Regions from separate parts of the Homo sapiens genome. Here regions 2, 3 and 4 are each linked to region 1. A link is a loop called in an ENCODE intact Hi-C map of the cell type or tissue named here. Cell type or tissue: CD4-positive, alpha-beta T cell. All regions are shown on one strand. Region 1 holds the start of MRPS16 (mitochondrial ribosomal protein S16). Region 2 holds the start of MYOZ1 (myozenin 1). Region 3 holds the start of NUDT13 (nudix hydrolase 13). Region 4 holds the start of SEC24C (SEC24 homolog C, COPII component).

Evidence for each region. Hi-C counts contacts between places; a loop is a spot of excess contacts. Peaks named below come from ENCODE experiments on the same cell type or tissue, not always from the same donor. Only the 100,000 strongest peaks of a DNase experiment are listed, where the experiment ranks them.
Region 2: it touches region 1 in a loop (9-fold over the local background); 29 of 110 quality-filtered maps call a loop at or near these places.
Region 3: a loop joins it to region 1, with 3 times the contacts of the local background. A loop is called at or near these places in 4 of 110 quality-filtered maps.
Region 4: a loop joins it to region 1, with 3.0 times the contacts of the local background. A loop is called at or near these places in 7 of 110 quality-filtered maps.

What each region holds. Positions count from the first base shown.
Region 1 is chr10:73,248,558-73,256,557 of GRCh38, forward strand. MRPS16 (mitochondrial ribosomal protein S16) reads right to left here and starts at 4,087. Exons shown (of 3, transcript NM_016065.4): 1 at 3,913-4,087; 2 at 3,206-3,466; 3 at 292-2,434. The coding sequence starts at 3,925. The coding sequence ends at 2,295. CFAP70 (cilia and flagella associated protein 70) reads right to left here. Exons shown (of 28, transcript NM_001367801.1): 27 at 7,812-7,859; 28 at 5,205-5,498. The coding sequence ends at 5,418. All of the region lies in intron 2 of DNAJC9-AS1 (DNAJC9 and MRPS16 antisense RNA 1), which reads left to right. RefSeq lists enhancers at 3,806-4,373, 3,813-4,102, 4,223-4,482 and a silencer at 7,169-7,344. In CD4-positive, alpha-beta T cell, no CTCF peak of the experiment used is centred here; DNase peaks (open chromatin) are centred at 4,124 and 4,774; H3K4me3 peaks cover 2,061 bases; H3K27ac peaks cover 1,868 bases.
Region 2 is chr10:73,640,822-73,648,821 of GRCh38, forward strand. It overlaps MYOZ1 (myozenin 1), which reads right to left and starts at 653. Exons shown (of 6, transcript NM_021245.4): 1 at 590-653. It overlaps SYNPO2L (synaptopodin 2 like), which reads right to left. Exons shown (of 4, transcript NM_001114133.3): 4 at 4,065-8,000. The coding sequence ends at 5,897. RefSeq lists enhancers at 3,277-3,326, 6,890-7,593. In CD4-positive, alpha-beta T cell, CTCF peaks have their summits at 3,507 (motif pointing left) and 3,709; DNase peaks (open chromatin) are centred at 3,510 and 6,810; H3K4me3 peaks cover 1,000 bases.
Region 3 is chr10:73,106,301-73,114,300 of GRCh38, forward strand. NUDT13 (nudix hydrolase 13) reads left to right here and starts at 4,155. Exons shown (of 9, transcript NM_015901.6): 1 at 4,155-4,267. RefSeq lists a silencer at 887-1,127. In CD4-positive, alpha-beta T cell, no CTCF peak of the experiment used is centred here; DNase peaks (open chromatin) are centred at 4,151 and 4,741; H3K4me3 peaks cover 966 bases; H3K27ac peaks cover 582 bases.
Region 4 is chr10:73,740,780-73,748,779 of GRCh38, forward strand. It overlaps SEC24C (SEC24 homolog C, COPII component), which reads left to right and starts at 3,593. Exons shown (of 23, transcript NM_198597.3): 1 at 3,593-3,658; 2 at 6,026-6,225. The coding sequence starts at 6,054. LOC124902453 (a long non-coding RNA gene) reads right to left here and starts at 3,486. Exons shown (of 2, transcript XR_007062195.1): 1 at 3,438-3,486; 2 at 2,185-2,432. RefSeq lists enhancers at 134-701, 702-1,269, 2,935-4,134, 2,974-3,541, 3,212-3,641 and 1 more. In CD4-positive, alpha-beta T cell, no CTCF peak of the experiment used is centred here; DNase peaks (open chromatin) are centred at 3,522 and 4,002; H3K4me3 peaks cover 1,988 bases; H3K27ac peaks cover 1,683 bases.

The DNA.
Region 1 (8,000 bases):
AATATGTTGGGAAGGGCTTTCCAGGAGGGCATAACCGGGAGATGAATCTTACATCACTGGGCAAGTTTCCACCTCTAGGCCTCAGCTTCCCTATCTGTAAAACGGAGATAATCCTACCTGCCTTCATAATACCTTACAATTGTCACAAATAACCTTGTACACAAAAGGCCTAGGATATATGTAGATGCTTTGCAATATTATCTTTCTTCCAGTTTCTTGTATTTTTTAAGGTATTCAAATACATCTATTTTAACATTTTTCTATATATACATTTGCTACGGAAAATTGAAATCGCACACTGAAATATCCTTTTATTGCAACTCAAATTTTCAAAAACCAGAAAATCAAATTATTATGCTCTAGCCAAATTATGTAATGTTTTCTTTTTCTTTTCTCTGTCACCCAGGCTGGACTGTAGTGGAACAATCACAGTTCACTGCAGCATCGGCCTCCTGGGCTCAAGTGATCTTACTGCCTCAGCTTCCCGAGTAGCTGGAACTATGGGTGAGCAACACCACAGCCAGCTAATTTTTTAAGTTTTTGTAGAGACGGGGTCTTGCTGTGTTGCACAGGCTGGTCTCAAACTCTGGCTTCAAGTGATCCTTCCACCTCAGCCTCCCAAAGTGCTGAGATTACAGGTGTGAGCCACTGCCCCAATGGTATCTTTATATTATTTTTCCTTACAAGTTACTTCAAATTCTTGATGTTGAATTTCATCTCACTGACTTCAGGCTTTTAAAACACATGGGAATACTTGAGACCTAAGAATGGTTGTGAGTCAAATAAAAAAGTAGAACTAAAGTATACTGAAGTTATTCAAATACATTCAAACTATAAAGATCCCTTATAGATTACTGGCATCAAGGTAGGAAGGAAAAGATACAAGAAGTAAAATGCAACACTCATTACAGGTTGTCAACATTATTGGTATACAGTTTATCCTAACACAGAGCAGCCTTCTTAACCTGCTCCATAAAATTACCAGCAAGAAAGAAAAGTACAAGAATAAGGTTCACAGCTGAATTGGCTTGGTGTCCTAATTCCCTATTCCAGTATTCTCAGAAGGATCCCATCTATGATATATGCAGAAATCACAGCCACATTTGAATGGTTCAATCTTGATTCATACTGAACTCCCTTAAGCCCAGCAGTTTCTCATTCTTAAAAGGTAGGTTATTAGAGCCCCAAAGCAATTTTCATAACAAATCTACCTTTGTATATTTAAGAATATGCATTAAGGCTAGGAGTGGTGGCTCACGCCAGTAATCCTAGCACTTTGGGAGGCCGAGGTGGGCAGATCACAAGGTCAGATTGAGACCATCCTGGCCAACACGGTGAAACCCCATCTCTACTAAAAATACAAAAATTTGCCCGGGCGGTGGCTCACGCCTATAATCCCAGCACTTTTGGGAGGCCAAGGCGGGCGGATCACGAGGTCAGGAGATCAAAACCATCCTGGATAACATGGTGAAACCCCATCTCTACTAAAAATACAAAAAAATTAGCTGGGTGTGGTGGTGGGCACCTGTAGTCCCAGCTACTCCTGGGACTACTCGGGAGGCTGAAGCAGGAGAATGGCATGAACCCAGGAGACAGAGCTTGCAGTGAGCCGAGATCGCGCCACTGCACTCAAGCCTGGGCGACAGAGCGAGACTCCTCTCAAAAAAAAAAAAAAAATTAGCTGGGTGTGGTGGTGCATGCTTGTAGCTCCCCGGCTACTCAGGAGGCTGAGGCAGGAGAACCTCTTGAACCCAGGAGGTGGAGATTGCAGTGAGCTGAGATTGCACCACCGCACTCCAGCCTGGCAACAGAACAAGACTCCGTCTCAAAAAAAAAAAAAAAAAGAGAATATGCATTAGGCAAGACAATATAAACCTCCAATTACAAAAATCAATTAAGAAAGGTTAACTGTTCTTGCACTTGTGGGATGAACATGAAGATCTGAATGGGCCATGAATAGTCTGGCTGGGGGTTTTGAAGCAGGAAGTCTTGGAAGCCAGTAAATTGTAAAGTTGTCCAAGAGACCCAGAGCCCAACTCAAAAGTCCAATCCTCCCATAGCCACTGTCTATCCCAAGACAAAGTCGAAAAAAGCTAATTAGTACCCACACCCAGCTCTAAGTCACACAAGAACAAATCTCTCCCTGGGCCCTGTGCAGGCCAGGCCAGAAGAGCAAGGGCAACTCAGGATACTCCATTTATTGAACTCCAAATCTAACAAAATTAAGATCGCTGCAGTGTTTCAAAAGGACCTTGACCTTGTTCCCACTGCTATGCTCACTAAAGTCAGCTCATTTATGTTTCTGTAGCCTCTGTATCTGTAGCTTCTGCATCTGTTTTCTGAGAAGCTAACAGGACTTCACGTGCCCGTTTCCTTCGCAGTCTCTCAGCATTTGTGATCATCATAGGATGCAGAGGGAAAAAGCCAGCAAGACCTAAAAGTAACAGATTTTTCACTTATTATAACACAGTATAAGCCAATGCTTCCCTAGGAACTCTGTCTCACAGAACTGAGGTCTGAGATCTGACCCAGTGCATGGATGCAAACCATGCTCCTCACTTGCCAAACTCTGTACTACTTCTCCCCGGCAAGGAGACAGTGGATGTCTACTTCCCTAACAATATTCCCCTTACTTTAAAAAACGTAAACTGACAGATGGCCATTCAAAACATACTATTCCTATTTTTAGCATAAAATACCAGTCACCCAAAGTCTTACAAAGGAGTCCACAAAAGGGGCCTCCAGATTCAAAATGCCAATTAGATCACAACTTCAGCTCCCACTTCAGTCCTGAACAGCCTAGAGGGAATGAAATAACTCTTTTTTTTTTTTCTTTGAGATGGAATCGCCCTCTGTTGCCCAGACTGGAGTGCAGTGACGCGATCTTGGCTCACTGCAACCTCCGCCTCCTGGGTTCAAGCGATTCTCCTGCCTCAGCCTCCCCAGTAGCTGAGACTACAGGTGCGTGTCACCACGCCCAACTAATTTTTTTTTTTTATTTTTAGTAGAGACAGCGTTTCACCATGTTGGCCACTCTGGTCTCAAACTCTTGACCTCAGGTGATCCGCCCGCCTCGGCCTCCCAAAGCGCTGAGATTACAGGCGTGAGCCACCGTGCCCAGCCGAAAATCATTCTTACACCTACTGTCCTGGAGCTGACTTCAGTTTAAAATCCCCTCAATAAGGTAAGACCAGAGCTGAGTTACCCAGAAGCTTTTCCATAGGCTTAGAGAGGTGGGCCCCGCAGCCAATCCAATGACGGATCCTGTCTAGGTTGAGGGCAACGAGTTTTTCTCCATGACTGTTGGGCAATGGATCATAGGAGCCCAGCTGCTCTACGAAACGGCCATCCCTGGGACACTTGTTGTGAGCAGCCACAATGCGGTAGAACGGCCGATTGGTGCAGCCACCCAGGGCAAGGCGGATGGTTAAGTGGCCCCCACGGTAGGCCTTGCAGAGGAGAGTAGCTGTAGAAAAGCAGCTGGTTAGGACACAAAAAACAGCACAAAAAGGACAAAATGACACAGACGGCACAATTCCCTTTTCCCACTGAAATGTCTCACTTCCAATCCATTCCTGTCAATCCAGTTTAGATGCTACTCTTCTTTGTGAAACCCCTCTTGGCCAGTCCAGCCAGCAATGACCTCCTCCTCATACCCAAACCCACCCCGCATGGGCTTGCCATTCACTAGGCTCTGTGACCTTGTCGGAGCCTTAGCTGCTTCAATGGGGTGGAAATTTTTCAGCGGTGATTAAGTGGGGAAAAAACTGAGAGAAGGATCAAATGTAAGGCAGTGTGGCTGCTTCAGGTTCGGGTTGCCTCCATCGCGCCTGGGAGAGCTCTCCCCACCCGGCCCCGAACTCCCGAGCCCCGTGACCGCCCGGAACGTCTCGCGGTGGCCCGATGACTCACTGAGGTGGACCATGGTGCCGCCGGCGTGCGGCTCCTCGGAGAGCCCCGCTACCCGCACGCACCAGCTCTACGGCCTTGGCAGGGCAGAGAACAAACACAGAAAGAACCTGCAAGCCGACACCAGGCCGCACCGCCAAGCGGTACAAGCCCGAAAACCTCGACTCCGGAAGCGGATGATCCGCTCGCCACGCCTCCTCCGCTTGCCGCCCTATACTTCCCACAATGCAACACGGTGACCCCTAACGTACCTTAAACTGCTGCAAAAGAGGCGTTTCTCGTGGTGTCTTGTGGGAGTGGCGGTGCGATCCCTCTCAGACTTGTGAGTCCCTGCTGGAGTCAGAAGTTTTAGGCGAATCCCAGGCGCGCCAAGGAAAGTGCTACAAAAGCCATCCATCTTGCAAGCGTTGGTGCCGAGGCGCAACGCTGAGAACGCAAATACTAAAGGGCGCTGTTCTTTCCTCGTGGAGCTCACAGTCCGCTGGGGAGACCGTGAGATGACAGCAGAGAAACTAGCGCGATCAGTAGTACTCAGCGCAAGGACAGCGAGCAGAGAAGGCAAACCTAGTGCTTGCTAAGGAAGACTTCACAGAGGAGGTAGTGTCAGGGCCGAGACTAGGAGAAGGATTGTAAGTGACTAGATTTTACTTTATCCTTCTCGTTAACCAAAATTAATTTACCTCTCACCTTTTCTCCTGTTGTCGTCCCACCCCTATCGAGGCAGTCACACCTTAAAAAAAAAAGGAGGGGTTATTCCTGCTTTTGCCGTGCTGTGATCCAGGGCAGAGGTGAAGTATGATTTTTTTTTTTTTTATCTGTAGCCCTAGAATATGACCTCGGTGATGAGGGTAACGGTGTCTCCTTGGAGCCCTAGTGGTTTAGATCCATGAAGATGCCTGTGTTTGGTGAGAAGGTGTCAATAGCTCCACCTTCAGCAAAGACCTCTCTGTTCAGCTTTTTCGTTTACTGTTAGTTCCAAAGGGCTAGCATGCTCTTTGCCCTAATACAGTGACCCAGCATAGCAGTCTTCCTCCAGGGCCACCTTTGAAAATGATGCCTTAATTCCTGTATTTCAGTTAACTGAACCTGTCCAGAAACCTTAGCACCTGACTTCCTCCAGGAGTGATCCAATAAGCTTTCATCAGAAACCCTAATAATGACCCCACTATACCTTAATTTTATTGTATGTATATATATGCCATATAATTATTATAGCAATTACACTATAGTTATTTATATAACTAAATACCTACATGTAACTCAGTATACGTTAACTCCAGAACCATGCTGATGAATTTTGAGTTTCATATCTCCATTTTTTTATTGTGACCCAGTTTCTCGTCAACCAGTAAAACATCCAGTAACACAGCCAATGGAAATAAATGAATGGGTCTCTGTTTATAGTGAAGATTCTTTCGTTCTCCAGCTCCAGGCTTCATACGGTAAAACTCTCTGGGAAGGAAAGGAACTCAGAGTCCCATGCAGAAAATTGTTCAGCTGGAGGGGTATCAGAAAGATGGATTTCCAAAGCCAACTGTTTCCTGTAGTGTGTGGATCTCTGCAAGCAGAGCCTCATCTTTCAATTTCAGCTACATGAAAGAGGAAGAAAGGGAAAGATATATGTCATACGTGATATACTTTATGTGGCTTTGAAGACCCCTCTTTTGTGGGGCTACGGCTAAAGAACATAGTTCCCTGGGATGGAATTGGCTCTTCCTATTTCCCTACTTCATGAAAACTCCAGTAGAAGACCTTAGAACCTTGTCCTGGTTACATGGATATGTTTACTTTGTGAAAATTCATCAAGCACTATGCACGGTCATGATTTGTACATTTTTTTGTAAGATAACTTCATTAAAATTTACTTTTTTTATTTTTAAAAAGTGTTCACATTATTACCAGCATCTCTTGGCTAATGCATAGTATTCCCATCTGGCAAGTGATATCAGGGAATCAGAGACAGAAATCATAGGCTTATATTAGATCTGGTTTTAGTTTTAGAATCTAGATATGTAGTAGAGACATCTAGGAGCCTACAGAATACCTATTTTTTCTTACTAACAAAATCTTAATTTCTTTTCAAGGCAGTAATGCAGTCAGCTAAAAAGCCACATTTTCCTGCTTCCCATGCAGCTAGAGGTAGTCATGACCAATTGCCACCCAATGAAATGTAAACTAAAGTCATTGGGTAGGACACCTGGAGAAGCCCTTTATTTAGGGAAAGTCCTTTAAAGGGAACTGAAGTAGCATGGCCCCTTTTTCCTTTTCCCCTTATTGTTCTTTATCTTGCCTGAAACATGAATATGATAGTAAGCTACGCTGGCTGTCTTGCAACTATGAGGGATAGAAACTGCAGGCTACAATTGGTGGAGCACAAAGATAGATTTTGGGTCCCTGATGACATTGTGGAGCTGCGGTACGAGCCCTGGACTTTTCATTAGATGAGAAAAAACTAATTTGTTTAAACCACTGTCTTTCAAGTCAAGTTACTTGCAATTCATAACTAATAGAACAGGCCAGGCATGTTGGCCCCCACCTGTAATTCCAACAGTTTGGGAGGCTGAAGTGGGCGGATCACTTGAGACCAGGAGTTTGAGACCAGCCTGGCCAACATAGCAAAACCCTGTCTCTATGAAAAATACAAAAATTTGGCCAGGCGTGGTGGCTCACGCTTATAATCCCAGTACTTTGGGAGGCCGAGGCGGGGGGATCACAAGGTCAGGAGATCAAGACCATCCTGGCTAACACGGTGATACCCTATCTACTAAAAATACAAAAAATTAGCTGGGGGCAGTGGCGGGCGGCTGTAGTCCCAGCTACTCAGGAGGCTGAAGCGGAGAATGGCCTGAACCCGGGAGGCGGAGCTTGCAGTGAGTGGAGATTGCGCCACTGCACTCCAGCCTGGGAGACAGAGCAAGACTCCATCTCAAAAAAAAAATTCAGCTGGGCATGGTAGCACATACCTGTAATCCCAGCTACTTGGGAGGCTGAGGCACAAGAATCACTTGAACCGGGAGGTGGAGGTTGCAGTGAGCTGAGATCGTGCTACTGCACTCCAGCCTGGGCAACAGTGCAAGACTCTGTCTCAAAATATATATGTATATGTAACTGATAGAACAGACCAGGGGTTGTTCATGAGCCAATCCAGCTCACTACCTGTTTTTGTTTGTTTGTTTGTTTTTGAGACGGAGCCTCAGCCTCCAGAGTAGCTGGGACCACAGGTGCCCACCAAGACGCTCGGCTAATTTTTTTGTATTTTTAGTAGAGACGGGGTTTCACCATGTTAGCCAGGATGGTCTCCATCTCTTGACCTTGTGATCTACCCACCTCAGCCTCCCAAAGTGCTGGGATTACAGGCGTGAGCCACCATGCCTGGCCACTACCTGTTTTTTTGTAAGTAAAATTGTATTGGAACACAGCCATTCACTTATGTATCACCTATAGCTGCTTGTGTACTACAAGTGCAGAGTTTAGTAGTTGCAACAGACTGTTTGGCCTACAAATCCCCCAAAATTTCCTATTTTGCCCTTTACAGAAAATGTTTGCTGATCCCTAGACTAGACCAACCCCTACATATTACACGAGGAAAATGAAGCCCACAATATTATTAACACAGTAAGTTAATGGCAAAACCAGAATCATAATTCAGGTTGACTGACTCCCAGGCTATCTTTCTATTAACTATTATATATTCTCTCTAAAGAGCTGGAAGAAAGATCACCTATGGTAATATGTAGGTTGTTATTACAAACCCAGCAGCCCCACGATAATGGCAAAGATGGTAAGAAAAGCCTCTAGAAAAATATTCACATTATGAAAGTCCTGAATTAAGCCAGTACCTCCCTCCTAATTTCCCACCCTTAACATGGGGCAGGCAAATGACAGAGGCATCTGTGTCATACCTTGATCATGTACTTGTAGGCCTGCTCAGCTTCTAATTGCCGTCCAACCTGAAAAAAGTGCAGCAGTTGGTGATGATGACAGGTCATAAACATTATGGTAAGGAAAATACATTGCCTCAGCTAAGGCAGAGGCACCTACACCTAAGGCAGAGGCTTCTACACCTTCCAGTTAAGAACTTCTGAATTGAG
Region 2 (8,000 bases), 390 kb after region 1:
CTCTCCATAGGAAGGAGAGGTTGTTGCTCCTTCATCAGGCCAGCTGGAACATGGCCTGGGAAGTCATGGCCCTGCTCCTGCAATCACTCCCGCCACAGACCCCAGAGTGGAGGCAGGTGTGGAACTGGGAAGGGTAGGGAGCATTCAAATCCCGACACGTCAATTCAGCAATATCATAGCAGTGGGGAATTGAGGTGGGGCAGAAACATAGTAATAGGATCTGGCAATGGAAAGGGACAAACTGGGATAAGATGGACTCCAATCCCTTCTTAAGAGAAGTTGGCACTCAGTGAAATGCTGTCCTCTTCTAAGTCCTGTCTCAAAAAATACATCTGCAACTCTACTGACTTAGTGGGGTCTCCCTTCCCATTCTTCCAGTGCCTCCCCCGACATCTCCATTCCCCCCAACCTCCTGGGCCCCTCTCCTTCCAACTCTCCTTCCCCTCTCCTTCCAACTGGACAGCTGGGAGCTGAGCATAGATGAGGAGAGGGGAGACTCCCCCAGGATCAAGAATCACAATTGTAGACACAGACACAGAAGTCAACACAGTGGGCTCCAGCCTTTCTAACGATAGAGCTGGAGACTTACCGGCTGCTCGGGCAGTGGTCAGCTCTCCCTGGGGTCCAGCAGCTTTGGAGGACTGAGCTGCTGTGACCGGAGAACACGAGCTGGGCAGGCGTGGGGGCAGCACTGGCAGTGGGGGAGGGAAGTTGGTTATTAATAGAGATGATGAGCGCAAGCAGCTCAAATGGCACAGGGGGTACTGAGACCCTGGAACCAAGATCCCTCCCTCCTTGCCCGGAGGCTCAGGAAGGAGGGAAAAGGCCTTTGGGATTCTCCCACTGAACTGTCTGAGCCAGGGATCAGTCTGCCCAGGGACTCCCCTTCACATTGCACCTAGAGCCTGAGATCCAAAGAAGCACTTAGGGAGAAACTGAAGACTGAGAGGGAGACAGGAAGTAGACAGCAAGTATTGGATAGGAATTCAGTCAGAGAGAGAGAGTCTGGGGAACATGCCCTGAGGGCCACACAGAGCCAATCCAGGGCAGAGTGGAGAGACCTGTGGGTGTATTTGGAGCAGGGAGGGCTTAAAGTGCTATATTTGGGGACAAAAAGGGAAGTCTTCACAGTGGAACTGCTCTTTTAAAGTTCCTGGATAGGTTGGTCTTTTCTCGGTAAGGGCTAGATCTTGGCAGGTTAAGGGACCAAATTAACTAAACCCAGTACCTCCTACAAAGGAATGATGTGGGGAAGACTTGACAATTATTCTGTCTGCCTCACTCCCTATTCTTTCCTCTTGAGCTCTGGCAGTTTTAATAAAAGACAAACACTTGGATCTGCATTTTTTTTTTTTTTTTTTTGAGATGGAGTTTCGCTCTTTTTGCCCAGGCTGGAGTGCAGTGGTGCGATCTCGGCTCACTGCAACCTCCACCTCCTGGGTTCAAGCAATTCTCCTGCCTCAGCCTACTGAGTAGCTGGGATTACAGGTGTCCACCACCATGCCCGGCTAATTGTTGTATTTTTAGTAGAGACGGGGTTTCACCACGTTGGCCAGGCTGGTCTCAAACTCCTGACCTCAGGTGATCCACCCACATTGGCCTCGCAAAATGTTGGAATTACAGGCGTGAGCCACCGCCAGGATCTGGTCTCTAAGGAGTTATTCTCTAGCCACCACGCCCAGCCAGGATCTGCCTTTTAACCTCCATTTGCTGTTGAGATGCTCAGTTCAACCTGCTGTGCGGGATAGACATCGATGTCTCCCTGAGAAGCACATATAGGCTCTCTGAGGTTTCTTTTCTTCTTCTTTTTTTTTTTTTTTTTTGAGACGGAGTCTCGCTCTGTTGCCCAGGCTGGAGTGCAGTGGCGCAATCTCGGCTCACTGCAAGCTCCACCTCCCAGGTTCACGCCATTCTCCTGCCTCAGCCTCCCGAGTAGCTGGGACTACAGGCGCCCACCAACACGCCCGGCTAAATTTTTTTTTGTATTTTTAGTAGAGATGGGGTTTCACCGTGTTAGCCAGGATAGTCTCGATCTCCTGACCTCGTGATCCATCCATCTCAGCCTCCCGAAGTGCTGGGATTACAGGCTCTCTGAGGTTTCTACTTGAGATTTCCTGCAAAGGGAGCACATACCACATAGGATCTGGACTGTGCCATTTGTACTGTTCCAGCGGAGTCTCTGGGCAGGGCCACAGGCTTGAAAGCCCCTTTGGGGAAAGCCTATCATTTCCCCAGGCCCTTCTTCAGTAGCTGCATGATCTTCCTCCACCTTCTGCTTAGATTCTGGAACCAGTTGCTGCAGCACTTCTGCTGCAGCCACCACAACCCTGTTGCTGCTACCTGAGGAAGTGGCTTTATTTATTTATTTATTTATTTGAGACAGGGTCTCACTCTGTTGCCTGTGCTGAAGTGCAGTGGCACAATTTTGGCTCACTGCAACCTCAGCCTCCCCAGGCTCAGGTAATCCTTCGACCTCAGCCTCCCAGGTAGCTAGGGCTGCTGGTACATGCCACCACGCCCAGCTAATTTTCATATGTTTTGTAGAGACAGGGTTTCACTATGTTTCCCAGGCTGGTCTCAAACACCTGGGCTCAAGCAATCCTCCTGTCTTAGCCTCCCAAAGTGCTAGGATTATAGGCGTGAGCCACTGTGCCTAGCTGGCTTTTTAAAAAATTATTTCTTTCTTTATTTTAGAGATGGGGGTCTCACTATGTTGCCCAGGCTGGACTTGAACACCTGGGCACAAGTGATCCTCCTACCTCAGCCTCTGAGTAGCTGGGACTACAGGCACGCACCAGGAAGTGGCTTTTGTAACTTCCTTTGTCCCCTTCTGAGCTCTTTACTCTTCCTGACCATGTCCTTTTTCCATCCTGTGGAGACCCTAAAAGGTATCCCCTCACAGTTGGCTTCTGCCCAGGCTAGTTATGCCTCCAGACCCCTCATCTTTTGTCCTCCTCCATCCCCTCCCAACCCAAGGAAGCAATTAGAAGATAAAATAGGCCGGGCGTGGTGGCTCATGCCTGTAATCACAGCACTTTGGGAGGCCGAGGTGGGTGGATCACTTGAGGTCAGGAGTTCAAGACCAGCCTGGCCAACATGGTGAAACCCAGTCTCTACTAAAAATACAAAAACTAGTCAGGCATGGCGGTGCGTGCCTGTAATCCCAGCTACTTGGGAGGCTGAGGCAGGAGAATCACTTGAACCCAGGAGGCAGAGGTTGCAGTGAGCTGAGATCGCACCACTGCACTCCAGCCTGAGCCACAGAGGGAGACTCCATCTCAAAAAAAAAGAAGAACTATAAATAGCTAAAGGTGACTTCATCATCACTACCACCCTCACCCTCAAAAACAAAAACAAACTGAAAGTTTGATCTCCTTCAACTGAGTACCCAAAACGACTGAGTGGGTGAAGACAGGCTATTTAACCTATGGTCTCTGAGATCTTTTTTTGGAATTCTAAGACAGTGCACTTGGAAGAGTCTGCGGCCTGGGTCTGATTATTGGCACAAATGTGCCCTCTGCTGGCAGAATCAGAGCAATGGCACTTTCCTTCTCTGAAGTCTAATTCTCACCTACCTCCAACGCCCTCCCTTCTTTAGTAGTCTCAATTCAGCTTTATTCTTCCCTCTCCCATCCCACCTTCCCCTCCAGCCCTCCAGCCATTGCTTTCTCTTCATTTACTTCCCAGAGACTGTTTAATATGGTTGCTTCCTCTAAGGAGCGAGGAAATGTTGATAGCAAAGGGCTCAGAGGGCCTTTCCAACTTCTCTGAGTTCTGTGAACTGAAGCCTTACCTAGAAAGTATGAGGCAAGGGAGGGAAAGGGGAGAACTTGGATGAAGACTGTGGGGAGAGGGAACCAAGAAGAGTGATGGAGGTGGCTAAATCAAAGCAGGACAGAATTTGTATAAAAGAGCAAAAGACCTGGGAACAAAGGGCAAAAGGATGAAAAATGGGAGGGCAGGAAAAGAGACAGATCAGAAATCAGATCAGGGGAATGGGTTAAAGAAGATTAAGGAGAGATCAGGATTTAGGAATAAAACTAGAAGATAACAGCAACAGAAGGTATGGGGCATAAATTTATTCTTGTGCACAAACCAAAGTATTGTGACTCACACCCAACAAGCAAAGGAAATTATCACTTTCCAGATTACACAGCAAACGTAGCTGGTGGTGGTCTTGGTGAGAAGGGAGTCCATACTAAGATTGGAGATCAGGACCTGAAGCTGAAAAGAAGCAATAGCTGGGGTTTTGAGGGATGGGGTGGGACTGAAAGGAGGTTTTGGCTCTGGGTATTTCCCTACTCTTTCCCAGGCAGTCATGGCAAGCTGCAGAAGACACACTGAAGAACAGACTCAAGGAAAATCACACAGACACCAACCGTTCTTTCAACACTCAGCACACACCCTCACACCTCCCTTCCACCATCATTCCCTTCCATTCTAACATTCTTCTCCCTCAAATTTTTTTCCAATCCCCCTCTCACACACGGTTGGTTTCTTGTTACTCAACTTTACCTTCTCCCAATATGGCATTGTCCCTCGCCACACTTCTGTCTGTGGCTCAATCACTTACACTCATTTCTGCCATGCTTCTGATTTTGGCCTCACTTGCCACACTCTGGCTCTCTTCTCCTTTCTCTCAAGCTCATGAGGCAATGAAGCCAATGATTTGTTCATTCTCGGAGGGAATTTTCTTTCTTTTTTTCATTTCCTGGGTACTGGGTTGCTCAGCACTGGCCTCTCAAGTTGCTAACTTTTTGAAATCCTGAGGTATAGAATTCTTTGTTCTATTCCTGGTCTAGCTGGTATAACTCAGCCCATGCAAACTGTCCTGGCCCTTCAGTCTTTTCATGCTCCATAACTTTCACAAGATGCTGTACACCTGCTACAGACATTGGTCTCTAAGGAGTTATTCTCTAGTGAATCTCTTTCTCCCACTCAACTCCATGTGGGGATATCTGACCCTTCTATCAGTACAACGATAAGACTCAGATTGGGTCTTTTGTTTGTTTGTTTGTTTTGAGACAGAGTCTCGCTCCGTCGCCCAGGCTGGAGTGCAGTGGCGCAATCTCAGCTCACTGCAAGCTCCGCCTTCCAGGTTCATGCCATTCTCCTGCCTCAGCCTCCCGAGTAGCTGGGACTACAGGCGCTCGCCACCACGCCCAGCTAATTTTTTGTATTTTTAGTGGAAATGGGGTTTCACCGTGTTAGCCAGGATGGTCTCGATCTCCTGACCTCGTGATCCGCCCGCCTCGGCCTCCCAAAGTGCTGGGATTACCGGCGTGAGCCACCGTGCCCGGCCTCAGATTGGGTCTTTATTTTGACCTCCCCTCTTATTCATGCCTTAGACGGAAGAGCACACACACACACACACACACACACACACACACACACACAGGCCTAGGTATATGCCAGTCAAGCTTGGGAAAGCAGAGTGGGGGGTGGGGGTGGCTTAGTGCAAACAGGGGTCAGTTCAGTCCCTTTGCTGTGTGCCTGGTGGTGAGCTTCTTGCCTGAAGTCCCAGTGGTCACTTCTGCTCTGTTTACTTCTCACTGAACATTAAAATGAGGCCCAGGGAGAAAAGCACAAATGTCAAGGAAGAGAGATCTGTGGAGGAATATGGGTGGAGAAGCCTGGAAATAAAGACAGAGATCCAGGAAAGGAAATGCAGAGACAAAGAGAGGCAAAGATACCAAAGCAGACATACTTGGTTGGAAAGCGGCAGGGAGGTAGAGAGTGAGGAGGAAGGTGGGGGAAGGGGACATCAACTTGGAAACCATCTCTGGCAGGAGGCAATTTAGCTTCCAGATGCGTGACAGGGGATGGGATAGGGTAGGAGAAGCAACTTTAGGAACTGGATGTTCCACCTCTCCTTGGTCCTGGGACCTGTGCCTGTTCACTGGTGCCCTGCCCCAGGCCTCCACACATGAGCTTGCAATCCTGTTCTGGTGGCTGAAAATCGGGGCCTGGCTACCTGGAAACCGCAGGAGCTGGGAGAAGCCCCAAGGCCCCTGGGAGCCTCTGGAGGAGGGGCTGGGCTAGGAACAGGGGCTGAGGCCAGTTCTGTTCTCCAGATGGGCTCATCCAGTGTAGTGGCTGCTCGGGGGGCAAGCACAGTGGGAGCCAGGGGTTCTGCAGTGGGCTGGGGTGCCGGAGTGGAAAACCGGCGAATCTCCTGGACTCGGGCAGTTTTGGGGGACCCTGAGGCGATAGGGCCAGGAGTCGGGGGAACCTCATCAAAACAGAACATGGCAGTTTTAAGTTGATAGGGCTGATGCCGCATAAAATCTAGAGCCTTGATGCCCTGCTTGGGTGTTGCCCGAGGCCCCTGGGATTGGGCCTTAGGGAGAGTTCGGGCCGCCTGGGGGAAAAAGGGAGAGAGCAGTGGGTTGTAAGCAATAGGAGGCGGGGCACGGATGTTGGGTGAATATTTCCAGGAAGGGGGCAGAGACGGGGTAGGAGAAGGACTTCTAGGCCGAGGGCCAAGACCAGGACCAGGTGTACCTTCCACCACATACCTGTCCGCACGGCTCTGCCGCTTAGCAAACAGCTCCCCACCCCTGCCCTGCAGCCTTGGTGGCTCAGGGATTCCAGCCGAAGAGGCTGCCCCATTCACGAGCCCATCAAGGAGCCCTCGAGATGGGGGCTTAGGAGCCACTGGGGGTGGAGTCTTAGGAGTCATAGGGGGCGGGGTCTTGGGAGCCATTGGAGGGGGGGTCTTAGGTGTCACGTGAGGCAGGGTCTTGTAACTCCTGGCCCCTACTGGCTGCATGAAGTTGCAGGCTTCAGCCCCGAGGCTCAGAGCATCTTCTTCAGGACCAGATTCTGCACCCCCGGCCCGAGGCTTTTCATCCAGGTTCTGTACCAGCGATAGCAGCTCGGGGTTGGGCGAGTTCTTCGTCTCCTCCTTTCCCGGCCGGAACATCTGCTTCCGGGTCCCCCGGCGCCGGGCCTCCTGCAGGATACCCGTGCGGGCAGCTGGCACAGAGATGCGCTGCTCGCGAGCGCTGGGGGGCTCAGGAGCCCCTGGGCCTGGGGCAGGCGCCTCTGGGCGCGCAGAGGGTCGCAAAGGCGCAGATAGGAAGATAGAAGCGGTGGAGGTCATGGCAGCTGCGCTAGGAGGAGCGGGGGGCTCTGGAGCTCCACCTGGGGTGACAGGCCGACTAGGGGCTGGGATGTACAGGGAGCTGGTGGCTGTCACAGGGCCCGAGGAGCGTGGGGTGCTGGGGGAACCAGAGACTGGCGCGTGGCTGGGAACCCCTGAAGTGAAGCTGGGCAGAGGGGTGGGCCCCTGCGAAGACAAGAAGGGGGGTGGGGCGGGGCTGAGGCCCCCCAGGCTGTCGTTCGCCCTTTTGGGGGCTAAAGGCCGGAAAATAACCGAGGTGGTAGTTGGCCGCTGCCCTTGTAGGCCCGGGGTAAAGGGCCTGGCTGACCGGTTAAAGATGCTTGGAGCTGGGGTCGGGGCTCCACCACCTGGTTGGAAGGGTCTGGGGCTGGCTACAGGCGCCGGCAAGGGGCTGGGTGGGAGCACAGCTGCCTCTGGGGGAGCACTCTGGGCCCGAGGTGGTGACTGCAGGCCTTCCCCGTTGAGCATGGCTGCTGGTTCGACCCGTGCCAGTTCCTGGGTGCTGGAGTCTGCGCGCTGGCGCTGCTGTTCAAAGAGCTGCACCCCTCGCCCAGAGACCTCACTCAGCTGCCCTCCCAGCCCAGAGCCCTGGCCCTCTGATGCTCTTGAGCCCGCCCTGGCAAGCTCCATGTCCAGATAGGGACTGTCCCAGTCAGATTGATTGGTGAGGCTGCGGGCGTCAGAGAAGGCTTCTTCGTCCAGCTCGGACTCACTCGTGGGGGGAACGCCGTCCTCCTCCTCAGCGCCTGTCCCAGCAGCAGCCCCGAAGCTCACCAGGGTGTACTTCTTGGCTCTCTGCCGCCGTTTCTTAAACATAAGTACCCCTTTGGAGTGGGGGTTGGGGGCTGCAGTGAGCAGGGATGCAATTGTCCTG
Region 3 (8,000 bases), 140 kb before region 1:
TCACTTGGGTTGTTTGTACTTTTTTTGAATATTGTGAATAATGCTTCACAAAAATTAATTTACAAGTTTTTGTGGACATTTGTTTTCAATTCTCTTGGGAATATAAATCCAGGAGTTAAATTGCTGGGTCATTTGGTAACTCTATATTTAACTTTACGAGGAACCACCAAACTGTTTTCAAAAGCGGCAGCACCATTTACAATTTTACCAGCTGTGTATGAGGATTCCAATTCCACCACATCCTCACCACTCCTTGTCATTATCTGCATTTTGATTGTAGCTATCCTATTGGGTATAAAATGATATCTCATTATGATTTTGATTTGCATTTCCCATGCAAATCTTTTCATGTGCTTATGGGTCATTTTTCTATCTTCCTTGAAGACGTATCTATTCAGATTCTTTGCTCATTTTAAAATTTGGTTGTTTATCTTTTTATTACTGTGTTATTTAAGTGTTCTTTATATATTCCAGATAGAAGTCCCTTATCAGATACATGTCTTGCAATAATTTTTCCCAATTCTGTGAGTTATCTTTCTATATTCTTCATGATATTGTTTGTAGCACAAAAGTTCTTAAAATTTTGATGTCTTATTTTTTCCTTTGTTGCTTATGCAAAAAAAGCCAGATGAGATTTTAATAGAAATTGCATTGAATCTGTAGATCAATTTGGGGAATATGCCATTTTAACCAAATTAGGCCTTCCAATTTATGAACATGGGATTCTTTCAATCCTTCCAATATTTTCCAATATTTATGTTCAACTTCTCTACCTCACACCCAGTCAGAGATACAATCCAGGTCTATAGTATGGTGGTCAAAAGTACAGATTCTTTCTTAAGACAGATTTAGTTTAATATCCCAACACTTCTACTGATTAGCTGTGTAAATATGGACAAATTACTTTTCTTTTTTTTTTTTTTGAGATGGAGTTTCACTCTGTTGCCCAGGCTGGAATGTAGTCGCTCAATCTTGGCTCACTGCAACCTCCACCTCCTGGGTTCAAGCGATTCTCTTGTCTCAGCCTCCCGAGTAGCTGGGGCTACAAGAGCACGCCACCACACTTGGCTCATTTTTGTATTTTTAGTAGAGACGGGGTTTCACGATATTGGCCAGGCTGGTCTCAAACTCCTGACCTTGTGATCCACCCGCCTTGGCCTCCCAAAGTGCTGGGATTACAGGTGTGAGCCACCGCGCCTCCCCTACTTAATTTTTCTAAGCCTATGTTTTCTCATCTGTAACGTGCAATTTTTTTTTTTTTAGACAGGGTGTCTCTGTCACCAAGCTGGATGGAGTGCAGCATCATGATCTCGGCTCACTCCTGGGCTCAAGCAGTCCTCCTATCTCAGCCTCCTGAGTAGCTGGGACCGCAGGTGCATGCCACCATGCCCAGCTAATTTTCGTATTTTTTGTAGAGATGGTGTTTTGTCATGTTGCTCAGGCTGGTTTCTTGAACTCCTGAACTCAAGCAATCTTCCCACCTCAGTCCCCAAAGTGCTGGGATTACAGGCGTGTGCCACCACACGTAGCCTAAAGTACAAATTTTAATACAGATTTCATAGGATGTGAGGATTAATGACAAATATGTGGGACACTTAGCATAGTGCCTGGAACACAGCAAATGCTCAGTCTGAGCTATTTTTATTATTATAGCACTTAACAATTACTACAAAAAGTTATTTTGACTTTTTAAATTATTAGAGCCCCAATTTCCCCCTAAGCATCCTTAGAATCCATTGACTTTATATCTTGTTTCCCTACAATTTTCTGTGTCTTCCTTAAGGATAATGAACCAATCTGATTTTTTTTTTTTTTTTTTCAGACAATGTCTCGCTCTGTCACCCAGGCTGGAGTGCAGTGGCGCAATCTCAGCTCACTGCAACCTCTGCCTCTCGGGTTCAAGCGATTCTTGTGCCTTAGCCTCCCAAGTAGCTGGGACTACAGGTATGTGACACCAGACCTGGCTTAATTTTGTATTTTTAGTAGGGTTTCACCATGTTGGCCAGGCTGGTCTAAAACTCCTGACCTCAAATGATGTGCCCACCTCGGGCTCCCAAAGTGCTGGGATTACAGGCATGAGCCACCATGCCCGGCCTACTCTGATCTCATCTCTGATCACCATGCTCTTTCCTAGCCTTTCCTCAAACGGCACACTCCCACCCCAGGGCCTTTGCATATGCTTATTTTGCTCTGTCTACAAATCTCTTTCCATAGATATAAATTTGGTTTCTTCATCACCTTCTTCAGGGTCTTTGTTTAAATATTATCTTAACAATGAGGCTGACCATCCTATATAAAATAGCAAAATAATCCCTCTACTTATCTTGCTTTATTTTTCTTCTTAAGCTTTATAACCACGACACATTGTATATTTACTCGTTTGTTTCCCCTTCTAGAATGTAAGTTACATGAGGACAGAGATTTTCATGTTTTGTTCCCTGCTGTATCCTATCCCTATAACAGTCCTAGGCACATTGGGTACTCATTAAATACATGTTGAATGAGTGGACTTCTTCTCTTGGCTGGGTGCGGTGGCTCACGCCTGTAATCCCAGCACTTTGGAAGGCTGAGGCGAGTGGATCACTTGAGGTCAGAAGTTTAAGACAGCCTGGTCAACATGGCGAAACCCTGGCTTTACTAAAAATACAAAAATTAGCCAGGCATGGTGGTGTGCACCTGTTATCCCAGCTGCTCGGGAGGCTGAAGCAGGAGAATCACTTGACTCCGGAGGAGGAGGTTTCAGTAAGCCAAGATTGTACGTACCACTGCTCTCCAACCTGAGCGACAGAGCAACTCCATCTCAAAAAAAAAAAAAGTGTCTTCTCTCATAGGCAAGTAACTTCAGTAGTAAAACGAGAAGAGAGCAGCACCAAAGTAGCTCTGCTGAGAGGTGAAGCCAGCTGGACTTCCTGGGTGGAGTGGGGACTTGGTGAACTTTTCTGTCTAGTTAGAGAATTGTAAATGCACCAATCAGCACACTGTAAAAATGCACCAATCAGCACTCTGTGTCCAGCTAAAGGATTGTAAACACACCAATCAGCACTCTGTAAAAATGCACCAATCAGCGCTCTGTGTCTAGGTAAAGGATTGTAAACGCACCAATCAGCACTCTGTTTCCAGCTAAAGGATTGTAAACACACCAATCAGCACTCTGTAAAAATGCACCAATCAGTGCTCTGTGTCTAGCTAAAGGATTGTAAACACACCAATCAGCACTCTGTGTCTAGCTAAAGGATTGTAAATGCACCAATCAGCACTGTGTCTAGCTAAAGGATTGTAAACGCACCAATCAGCACTCTGTAAAAACGCACCAATCAGCACTCTGTGTCTAGCTAAAGGATTGTAAATGCACAAATCAGCACTCTGTCAAATGGACCAATCAGCACTCCATAAAATGGACCAATCAGTGCTCTGTAAAATGGACCATTCAGCAGGATGTGGGCAGGGACAAATAAGGGAATAAAAGCTGGCACCCCCAACAGCAGCGGCAACCTACTCGGGTCCCCTTCCACGCTGTGGAAGCTTTGTTCTCTCGCTCTTCACAATAAATCTTGCTGCTGCTCACTCTTTGGGTTCGTGCCACCTTTAAGAGCTATAACACTCACCGAAAGCTCCACGGCTTCATTCTTGAAGTCAGCAAGACCAAGAACCCACTGGAAGGAACCAACTCCGGACACACTTCTAGGAGACTACTTCCAGTCAAATGGAATGCGCTTCCTCTGATCAAGAAATGAATCCTACCATAAGTTCAAACATATCTATACATACCTATACAGAGTCCCATCCTTTTAAATTGGAAGAACTTCATGAAATTTTAGAGCTAGTTCTAAAGTGTGCAGAGAGAGAACTAGAGATATACTAAGGTTAAAAGGTATTTGATTCCCACCCCTGCTTCATCCTCTCCCCAGCCTCATAATATATGCCTTCTGTGTATGAGGGTGGACTTAATGACTTTATCTTTTTTTAATTAAAAAATGGATCTAATACTAACCTACTTTCTCCAAGGATACAGTAGTTCTCTTGGTAATAAGATCTTAGATGTTCATGCTTTTGACAATCATGGTTAACTTGCAGCTGGAGAACACAGCAGCATGCCTGGGAACTGAACTACAATTCCCAGAGTGCATCTCTAGGAGGATTCTGGGAAGTGTGGCAGAAGCAGCAATGGTCCCTCCAGGGAACGGAAGCCGTTGAACGTGAACATTTGGAGTTTCCTCTTTTGTGCTGATTCCTGAGGACTAGGAAGGTGCCCCGAAAAGAATTCAGAGTGAGTACAGTGAAACAGAAACCTGCTCAGCTTCTAAGTGCAGGAAGGACTTCACAGGGAGGCATGATCAGAACTTGAAAAAAGGTCGTGGTCACAGCATTTTAACATTTTAGCTTAATCTCTTCCTTTTTGCAGAAACCAGGGATATAACCATAGTTTTGCCTCATAACTGTGGAGCTACATCAGTAACCACAGCTCATCATTTTCTGATACTTTTTTGGAGAGTCATTTAAAAATGGAACTTGCCAACCTCTCACATTGTGCCTTAATTTTTATTTTTTTTTAAAGGAGGGAAAATTATTTTTTAGAAAGCAAACTATAAAGCAGGTCAGTGAGACCTTCAAAGCTGTATTCCCGTGGTTCCTCAGTTTTCCATATTTCCCTGTCCCATGGAGGTCCACAGTCGTGGAGAAACGGACTCTAAACACAGGCGAAGTATCACTTGGTCGCCCAGGCTGGAGTGCAGTGACACGATCTCCACTCACTGCAAGCTCCGCCTCCTGGGTTCATGCCATTCTCCTGCCTCATACTCCCTAGTAGCTGGGACTACAGGCGCCCGCCACCACGCCCAGCCACTTTTTTTTGTATTTTTAACAGAGACGGGGTTTCACCGTGTTAGCCAGGATGGTCTCGATCTCCTGACCTCGTGATCCGCCCACCTCGGCCTCCCAAAGTGCTGGGATTACAGACGTGAGCCACCGCGCCCGGCCTAAAAAAAGGTCTCTTAAATACTAGGGAACCTGGCCTCTTCACGGTGGAAGTAACCACTAGATTCAAGATGGGCTTTTTTTGTTTTGTCTTGTTTTGTTTTGTTTTTTTGTTTTGAGACGGAGTCTCGCTCTGTCGCCCAGGCTGGAGTGCAGTGGCGCGATCTCGGCTCACTACAAGATGGGCTTTTTTGTCACGCTGTAGTACTTTATAATCTTTCTTCTGGAAAGATGAACAGGATAAGAAACGTGTGAATCATTTGTGTTGGGGAGTTCAAAGAAACTCTTAATGTTAAAGCACCTTGCCTCATCATTTAGTAGTTGGGTAAGACTGCTATTACCTTTCATCTCTATCAAACATTGTACTTTTAAAAACATAAATAGCTCTGTGACCATCAGCTCATGAGTCAGCAGCCATGATAATCTACAACTGGCTAAGGTTAATTTAGTAGCAGAAACTAGGCAAAACATCAGGCAGCAGTTCCCAAGGTCCAAGAAACTCACCAAATGAATTCCCTTTGGCTCATGGAATATGGTGAGGTGTTTTGGGGAACAGTGGCATGGAGGTAGCCTCATTAACCAGTTAGTCTCAGGAACTACTATTTTATTAGGCTTTTCTTTTGTCTTAAAAGGAATAAGTACACATGGCTAATTTTTTTTTCAGTACAGAAAAATGAACAAAATAAAAATTACAGGCACCTTTTTCAATATTTGTCTTCATCCCACTCCCCCAAATTAGTCACTCTTTAATAGTTTGGTATGTATACTTCTAGTCATTTGAAAAATATAAATAAGGCCGGGGGCAGTGGCTCTTGCCTGTAATCCCAGCACTTTGGGAGACCCAGGCAGGCAGATCACCTGAGAACAGGAGTTCGAGACCAGCCTGACCAACATGGAGAAACCCCATCTCTACTAAAAAAAATACAAAATTAGCTAGGCGTGGTGGCGTATGCCTGTAATCCCAACTACTCGAGAGGCTGAGGCAGGAGAATCGCTTGAACCCGGGAGGTGGAGGTTGCGGTGAGCCGAGATTGCGCCATTGCACTCCAGCCCGGGCAACAAGAGCGAAACTCCGTCTCAAAAAAAAATAGAAAGAAAAATATAATTAAATACATATAATTTATGTATATTGGTATGTCTGTGTCCTTTTTTTTATAAATAATTAGGTCATGTTAACCAACTGTTACCTGTTTTTTTCTCCAGCTTTATTAAGGTATAATATTAAGGTATTAAAGTATAATATATACTTTTTGACAAAAAAAGTATATATTTATAGTTTACAATGTGATGTTTTGATACAGGTATACATTGTGAAATGATTAAATCTAGCAAATTAATATATTCATCACCTCACATTTTTTGTGTGTGTTGAGAATATTTAATATCTACTTTCTTAGTAATTTCCAAGTATATAATATATTATGAACTATAGTTACCATACAACACAATAGATATCCAGAATTTATTCATCCTAACTGAAACTTTGTACACTTTGACTAGTATCACCTCCAATTCCTCCTTGCTTTTTTTGTTTACTTAATAATGTGTTCTAAGTCTCTCTCCCTGTTACTATATATATATATTTTTTTCACTGTTATATTATTTTCTATTTGTTCTTTTTCTTTTTTTTAAGACGACGTTTTGCTCTTGTTGCCCAGGCTGGAGTGCAATGGCACGATCTCTGCTCACTGCAACCTCTGCCTCCTAGGTTCAAGCGATTCTCCTGCCTCAGCCTCCCAAGTAGGCAGGATTACAAGCGTGTGCCACCACGCCCAGCTAATTTTGTATTTTTAGTAGAGATGGGGTTTCTCCATGTTGGTGAGGCTGGTCTCGAACTCCTGACCTCGGGTGATCCGCCCGCCTCGGCCTCCCAAAGTGCTGGGATTACAGGCGTGAGCCACCGCACCCAGCCCTTCTATTTGTTCTTAAGTCGCGTATTAATCCATTTTATCATAATTTTCAGTTAACGTTCTTGTACATATCCTTTCCTTCCTAGGGTAAATTCCTAAACATGGAATTGCTGAGGAAAAAGAGAGGCTTATTATTTGACACTTTAATAGATATTTCCAAATCAACCTGTAAAAATATCATACCAGTTTACATTCTGAGTGGTGTATGAGCCAGAAATAATGACTTTAAATACATTTTTTATAGTATATCACACTAGTTTTGGGGTTATTAAAGTAGGAATAATACTTTTAATAATCTCCTAGAGTGCTTTGCAACCCACATATTGCATACTGCCTTCTGTGAAAGCTGGCTATATATTTGTTTTCTCTCTCCTGCTAGAGTTCCTTGAGGGCAGGGATTTTCATCTTTTACATTTTTGTGTTCTTTAAGGGACCCTGAATAAAGTCAGTACTCAATAAATACTTTGTTGAATGTCATTTGCTAAATATATTTTACCCATGGCTAGGACATAGATTGTAGCCAAAACTGTCCAAGAATTCATCATCAGTGATTCATAATTATGCAACCAAGAAGTAGGACTAAATTTTAGATGTTCCTCGGTCATTTAGTGTCAAAGCTGGCTTTCCTCAGACACAGTGAAAAGGGTGGTTGGTTATTTAACTGTAATGAATTCTTGACTTTTTTTACTGCCAATGTGAGAGGTACTTTTCATGGGGAATAAAATACTGATATACAATTTAAAGGGACCATCTTGGCCAGAATGGATTATTTAGTTACAGATTTTTTTTCTTTCCCAATGAGCAACAAAAAAATAGAAAATATCTTGGATCCATGTGAATTTGCATAGCTGCCTTCTGAAAAAATTTCCTAATGTTGTGACTTTATATATTCTTATCTACAGGATTCCTTCTACTTCATTCTTACTCTAAGTGGGTAGAACAGGTTTCAGTTTTCTAGATCATGAAAGAAGTACTGAAATGTTGAGATCCCATAGCTACTTAGGGGTAGAAATGCAATTTAGAAACAAGATCACCTGACTCCTATTGAGTTTGTCTTTCCTTAATATTACAGAGTGATCCCATTCTGGCTTAAAGTATAACCCTCTTGGCAATTCA
Region 4 (8,000 bases), 490 kb after region 1:
CTTTGGTGGAAGGCATTCCTGACTCCTCTCATGAACAGGTTTCATATTGCTTTGTGGTGTTCCTGGAGCCTGGAAGGAGTTGGCTTGCTCCCTGGGGCATCAGGAGGGGCTTCTCGGTAGTTTCCCTGTACCCCTCTAGGTTTCTGGCTGGGGCGCCCACATCTGAGCTTCCAGCAGTGCTTCTGAGCAGCTGTAGTAAGCGTCCTCCCGGCTGGCTCGGGAGCTCACAGCGCTTCCCGGGATCCACTTGCTCGTCCTGGAGCTGCCGCAACTGTGGCCGTCCCATCCCTGGCCCTGGAGCCGCCCCATACCCCTTTTGAGAGTGAGACTCTCAAAAAACAAAAAAAAGAAAGAAACTATGAACTATGGTCCGGGCATGGTGGCTTATGCCTGTAATCCCAGCACTTTGGAAGGCCAAGGCGGGCAGATTGCTTGAGCCCAGGAGTTTGAGACCAGCCTGGGTAACATGGTGAAACCCCATCTCTACAAAAATACAAAACTTAGTTAGCTAAGAGTGGTGGCACATGCCTGTAGTCCCAGCTACTAGGGAGGCTGAGTGGGGAGGATCACTTGAGCCTGGGAGGCAGAGGGTGAAGTGAGCCAAGATCATGCTACTGCACTCCAGCCTGGGTGACAGAGACCTTGTCTCAAATAGAAAAAAAAAAAGGTGGGGGGAGGGGGAAGAAAGAAACTGAATCTAGGATCTACCACTTATCAGGGGTGCAACCTTTTTTTTAAGATGGAGTGTTGCCCTGTGTCCCAGGCTGGAGTGCAGTGGTGCAATCTTGGTTCACTGCAACCTCCGTCCCCTGGGTTCAAGCGATTCTCCTTCCTCAGCCTCCTGAGTAGTTGGGATTACAGGCATGTGCCACGACATCCAGCTAATTTTTGTATTTTTAGCAGAGACAGGGTTGGCCAGGCTGCTCTCAAACTCCTGACTTCAGGTGATCCGCCTGTCTCGGCCTCCCAAAGTGCTAGGATTACAGGCATGAGCCACCATGCCCGGCCCTAGTGGGTGCAACCTTAAGCAAGACAGAGGATATTTACTTTCCTATATCGATATGAGTCAAGTGGGATGAATCATGTGAAAATGCTTAGCAGAGGACCAGTTTAGGTCAGGTGCTCAACATATCTTAGTTGAATTTGGCAAATTATTCATCTAGACTAGTGGTTCTCAATCAGCAATGGAATCACCTGGAGGGCCTTAAACCATAGCTTGCTGGGCCCCACCTCCAGAATTTCTGGCTCTTATCTATGTAAAGCGGGTCTGAAATTTGCATTTCAAGCAAGTTTCCAGGTGTTACTGATACTGCTGATCTGAGGATCACACTTAACCACTGACTATAAACTGATAGGTCAGGTGTGGTGGCTTCACACCTGTAATCTCAGCAATTTGGAAGGCTAAGGTGGGAGGAATTTGAGACCACCCTGGGCAACACAGGGAGACCTCACCTCTACAAAAAATTAGCCAGATGTGGGGGCACATACCTGTAGCCCTAGCTACTCAACTACCCAGCTACTCCTACTGAGGTAGGAGGACCACTTGAGCCCAGCCTGAGCAACATAGCAAAATCGTCTCTAAAACAAAACAGGCTGGGCGCAGTGGCTCACACCTGTAATCCCAGCACTTTGGGAGGCCAAGGGGGGCGGATCACAACGTCAGGAGATCAAGACCATCCTGGCCAATATAGTGAAACCCTGTCTATACCAAACATACAAAGATTAGCTGGGGTGGTGGCGCATGCCTGTAATCCCAGCTACTCGGGAGTCTGAGGCATAAGAATCGCTTGAAACCAGGAGGCGGAAGTTGCAGTGAGCCAAGATTGGGCCACTGCACTCCGGCCTGGAGACAGAGCAAGACTGTCACAAAACAAAACAGAGGACAAGAACAATCTGCTTGTTTAGTAAAGCATGCTCAATGCCTAATATATAGTTTCCAGCACAGCCTAAAGTGCAAATTTTTCAGTGAATAAACCACTCTGTGCCTCAGAATAACTGATATTTACTGTCAATAATATGAGAACAAACACTTTTGTTCACTGCTCTATTTCCAGACCCAAGAACATGGCTTGGCACACAATGTCAGCGCTCAGTGGGTTCACCCTGCCTGCTGCCTTGACAAAGCTGATTTATCAAGACCAGGGAATTGCAATGGAGAAAGAGTAATTCACGCAGAGCCAGCTGTGTGGGAGACCAGAGTTTTATTATTACACAAATTAGTCTCCCTGAGCATTTGAGGATCAGAGTTCTTAAAGATAATTTGGCGAGTAGGAGCTTGGGAAGCGGGGAGTGCTGATTGGTCAGGTTGAAGACGGAATCACAGGGAGTCAAAGTGAGGTTTTCTTGCTGTTTTCTGTTCCTGGGTGGAATGGCAGAACTGATTGAGCCAGGTTACTGGTCTAGGTAGTCAGCTGATCCAATGAGTGCAGGGTCTGCAAAACATCTCAAGCACTAATCTTAGGTTTTACAATAGTTATGTTATTCCTAAAAGCAATTTGGGGAGGTTCAGACTCTTGGAGCGAGAGGCTGCATGTCCCCTAAACTGTAATTTGTAATCTTGTAGCTAATTTGTTAGTCCTGTAAAGACAGACTGGTCCCCAGGCAAGAAGGGGGTCTTTTCGGGAAGGGGCTATTATCAATTTTGTTTCAAACCATAAACTGAATTCCTCCCCAAAGTTAGTTCCACCTACACCCAGGAATGAATAAGGACAGCTTAAAGGTTAGAAGCAAGATGGAGTCGGTTAAGTCTGATTTCTTCCACTATCATAATTTCCTCAGTTGTAATTTTGCAAAGGCAGTTTCAACAGCAGTGCTCGAAAAATTATGAAATCAACAAATAGTACTGAAAAGTTCAAATGAAGTCATATATGAAAAAGAAATCCTAGCACTGTTAGCTATAATTACTTAGCCATTAAATGGGGTACTAATAATTACTGCAGGAACTATCTTTTCCAACAGAGCGCAGAGATCTTTTGGCTCTGATAAAGCTCTGCACCTAAACAAAGGCGCTGTATAAAAATGGTTAATAACAATTGACCTTTACTGAGTGCTTACTATGATGCCAAGCGGCCTATGTGGCCTAATTTCATCCTCTGGGCATTATTATTTCCATTTTACAAGCTGTAGAGCCAGACCTCAGACCCCCACATGCAGGTTGACAACAGTTGGTGCCCTTTACCACCACCACACGTTCCGCAAATCTCATAACCAGCAAACGCCATGGGTGAGAGCAACCTAGCGGACGGAAATCAACGGGGTCAGGGGTCACCAGGAAGTGACTACAAGACTCTAGCTCAGAGGTCACTAATACGTCACAGGCAGAGTGAAGGGGCATTATTAAAGATAGTTTGACAAATTCTTTTTAATCTCATTTCTGTTGGTGAGGCCATAAAGTGACTGGAACATCTGAAAAAAAATGTCAGGAGGGAAATACATACGACTCAGCAGAGGCGCACAGGCGGCGGCCATGATGGGAAGATGAAAGAGGCGCATGCGCGGCATCCGGGTCCCCGAAATGCAGACGTGGCAGAAGAAGTGGCCCGGCCCTAAAGCGTGGAGGAGGAACTTCCGGGGGTGACGGGACGGCCCCCTCGGAACCGGAAGTGGAGCCTGGGAGCCTTGACGTTAGGAACGAAGTCTAACCTGGATCTGGAGCCGGGTGAGGAGTGGCATCGGGAGGTTGGCGGGTAGGAAAGCAAAGGAGAGGTCAGGGTATTACTGGCCAGATTGGGGTCCGGTTTCAGAAAGAAGGGAGGAGCCTGGGGGCGGGGCCTGGGTAGAGACCCTCACCTCACGCATCCACCATCCAGGAGCAGGTCCTAGACCATCCCTTCGTCTCCCGGCCCAGATTCCGGCTCCTGCTTCCTGCCCCGAGCCTGTTAAAAGGTGCAAGACGTTTGGTCTCTGTGCTTAACAGAGCAGCCCCCTCTCTTAACGTGGCCCTAGAAGCCGACTTGGCTTCTCGGTTTTGATCCTCGGCTCTCCGAGGCTCCATGGCTTGACTACTTTCAGAGTTCTAGGAAGCTTGCCCCGCCCCCTTGGGTTGTCACCCTCGACTATCCACCCAGAATGGAGTCGAGACTTCAGTCTGACTCCAAGCTCTTGAATGTGTTTGAGGGGATTATTTTCTGGAGAAGAAGCTCCTTTCTTTACCCCTCCCCCCGGCTTTGGAAACATAAAGGGAGAGGACATATTTTAAACTTAGTGTCAGTGACCTACCTCTGTAAGGTTTAGGGTTTGGAAGAACAGCTATTGAGATAACTTTGAGTTTAAAGAGTTTTAGACCAGGATCAGCTCCTTTTCTATAGTCAAGGTGGCCCTTCTAGCAAAGGGGGAGAGGTCCATTGTTCCCTTTGCAGCAACTCTGAGTGCTCCTGCTTTCTGGGCCCCTTCTGTCTACAGGATAATTGGAATGATACAGCTGTTGAAAGTAGATGTGATGAGATAGTTTTCTTGGAAGGACCCTGTTTAGAAAAGGCCCTCTAATTCATCCCTGTGTTGATGAGCAAGATTGTAATAATTTTGATGGTGGCTGAGATTCATAACAATCGTAAGGGGAGCAGAAACAGGAGAGTTGGAGAAGTGCATTGGAATTTAGAATATTCATAGTCTTCTGCTTGAGGGATGAGGTGAATGATTTTTTTCCATGAAATCTAACTCTAACTTTGCCCCTGATTCTTGAACTGTTTCCTCAGATTATGTGAAGAAGTTTTGGTGCCTGTTCTGCACTTGGTTTTAATCTGTTACCTTGCTAGAGTTTTCAGGTGTCCTTTATTTTTTATTTTTTTGAAAGGGCGTCTTGCTCTATTGCTCAGGCTGGAGTGCAGTGGCACGATCTCGGCTTATTGCAATCTCCGCCTCCCGGGTTCAAGCGATTTCTCCTGCCTCAGCCTCCCAAGTAGCTGGGATTACAGGCGTGTGCCACCATGCCCGGCTAGTTTTTGTATTTTTAGTAGAGACTGGGTTTCACCGTGTTGGCCAGGCTGGTCATGAACTCCTGACCTCAAGTGATCTGCCCGACTTGGCCTTCCAAAGTGCTGGGATTACAGGCATGAGCCACTGTGCCTGGCCAACTTTTATTGATTTTAATGCTTCGGTTTTGGCCGGGCGTGGTGGCTCACACCTGTGATCCCAGCACTTTGGGAGGCCAAGGTGGGTGGATCACGAGGTCAGGAGATCGAGACCAGCCTGGCTAACAGGGTGAAAACCTGTCTCTACTAAAAATACAAAAACTAGCTGGGTGTGGTGGCACGCGCCTGTAATCCCAGCTACTCGGGAGGCTGAGGCAGGAGAATCGTTTGAACCCAGGAGGTGAAGGTTGCAGTGAGCCGAGATCGCGCCACTGCACTCCAGCCTGGCAACAGAGTGAGACTCCGTCTCAAAAAAAAAAAAAAAAAAAAAAAACCTTCAGTTTTAAGGTCCATACACTCTTTTGGTGGAAAGACTTGGGTTGGAGTATCATTTGTATTATGGCAGTTTAGCTAAAGAATGTCATTTCTGTAACTCAGCCTAAATTTTGTCATTGAGGGGGAAGGATTTTAGCAGATCTGTTTTAGATTTTTAGCCTGATTGATTTTAAATCAATTGTTCAGCACACTAGAGGGTACTCGATGTTTGCTGAATGAATGGATGCTAGAGTGAATGAATGGAAAGTGGGAACATTGTTTCTTTCACCTGTAACATCAAGGTAGTTCATCAGCCACAAGACTGTGTGACTAGACACTAGAAATCATACCACTGGGGAATGGAGGCTGCTGCTCCATTTCAGTGGATCTGTCTGAAGTTGAAATTTATACTATTTAGACAGTGACAAAGGGTGGATGGTCAGAATAACAAAATCCTTGCTTTTAGGAGATAATCTGAATGCTGGCTGGGGCAGAAAATTACTAAGATCCTGTGGAAGTGTGAGGATTATTAAACTGATCACTGTCTGATAAGGTCAATTTCTTTTTATCTCTACTTCCTGCCCTGAATAGTTGCTCTCTTTAGAAAGTTCATTTTGACTAATTTCTCCTCTCTCTCACAGGTGAGATCAAATTGGGAATGCTTTCATAATGAACGTCAACCAGTCAGTTCCACCTGTGCCACCATTTGGGCAGCCCCAGCCCATCTACCCAGGGTATCATCAGTCCAGCTATGGTGGGCAATCAGGGTCCACAGCCCCCGCCATTCCCTATGGAGCCTACAATGGCCCAGTACCAGGCTATCAGCAAACACCTCCCCAAGGTATGTTTCTGTTTCTGTTTCCTTTGAGCTAGGGAGGGAAATCAGCAGAGTCTTCAGGTTGGGTTGTATTGCTCTAGCTAAGCTACCTGAGAAGTTTGGATAACTGGGATTGAGGAACATAAATCTGGCCCTGTGTAGCTGAGAGCCCCGTGGGCGCCCTTCCCTTCCCTTTTTTTATTATTATTTTAATTTTTTTTTGAGACAGTTTTGCTCTGTCACTCATGCTGGATTACAGTGGCATGATCTCAACTCATTGCAACCTCTGCCTCCTGGGCTTAAGCACTTCTCCTGCCTCAGCCTCCCCAGTAGCTGGGATTACAGGCATGCACCACCACGTCCAGCTAATTTTTGTATTTTTTTAATTTATTTTGAGATAGAGTCTCTCTCTGTCGCCCAGGCTGGAGTGCAGTGGCACCCTCTTGGCTGCAACCTCCACCTTCCAGGTTCAAGCAGTTCTCTGCCTCAGCCTCCTGAGTAGCTAGGATTACAGGCATCCACCACCACACCAGCTAATTTTTTTGTCTTTTTAGTAGAGATGGGGGTTTCACCATCTTGGCCAGGCTGGTCTTGAACTCCTGACCTTGTGATCTGCCCGCCTCAGCCTCCCAAAGTGCTGGGATTATAGGCGTGAGCTACCGTGCCTGGCCTGTATTTTTTTTTTTTTTTTTTTTTGAGACAGAGTTTTACTCTTGTTGCCCAGGCTGTAGTGCAGTGGCACGATCTCGGCTCACCACAACCTCCATCTCCTGGGTTCAAGTGATTCTCCTGCCTCAGCCTCCCGAATAACTGGGATTACAGGCATGCACCACCATACCCTGCTAATTTTGTATCTTTAGTAGAGATGGGGTTTCTCCATGTTGGTCAGGCTGGTCTTGAACTCCCAACCTCAAGTGATCCACCCACCTCGGACTCCCAAAATGCTGAGATTACAGGCGTGAGCCACCACACCTGGCCACTGTTTGTATTTTTAGTAGAGATGGGGTTTTACCAGTGGCCAGGAAGGTCTTGAAGAACTGCTGACCTCAAATGATCCACCAGCCTTGGCCTCCCAAAATGCTGGGATTACAGGCTTCAGCCACCACGCCCGGCCCCTTCCCTGTTTTTTTATTTTATTTTACTTATTTTATTATTTATTTATTTATTTATTTTTTGAGACAGTCTCGCTCTGTTGCCCAGGCTGGAGTGCAGTGGCACAATCTCGGCTCACTGCAACCTCCGCCTCCCAGATTCAAGCAATTCTCCTGCCTCAGCCTCCAGAGTAGCTGTGATTACAGGCTCCCGCCACCATGCCCGGCATTTTTTGTATTTTTAGTAGAGACAGTGTTACACCATGTTGGCCAGGCTGGTCTCGAACTCCTGACCTCAAATGATTCACCCATCTCGGCTTCCCAAAGTGCTGACATTACAGGCATGAGCCACCACCTCTGGCCTTATTTTTAATATTTTTTGAGATGGAATTTTGCTCTTGTTACCCAGGCTGGAGTGCAATGGCACAATCTCAGCTTACTGTAACCTCCGCCTCCCAGGTTCAAGTGATTCTCCTGCCTCAGCCTCCCAAGTAGCTGGGATTACAGGCATGTGCCACCACACCCGGCTAATGTTTTGTATTTTTATTAGAGATGGGGTTTCACCATGTTGGCCAGGCTGGTCTCAAACTCCTGGCCTCAGGTGATCCACCCGCCTCAGCCTCCCAAATGCTGGGATTACAGGTGTGAGCCACCGTACCTGGCCTTATTTTTTTTCTTTTTTATTTTTGAGCTGGAGTTTGGCTCTTG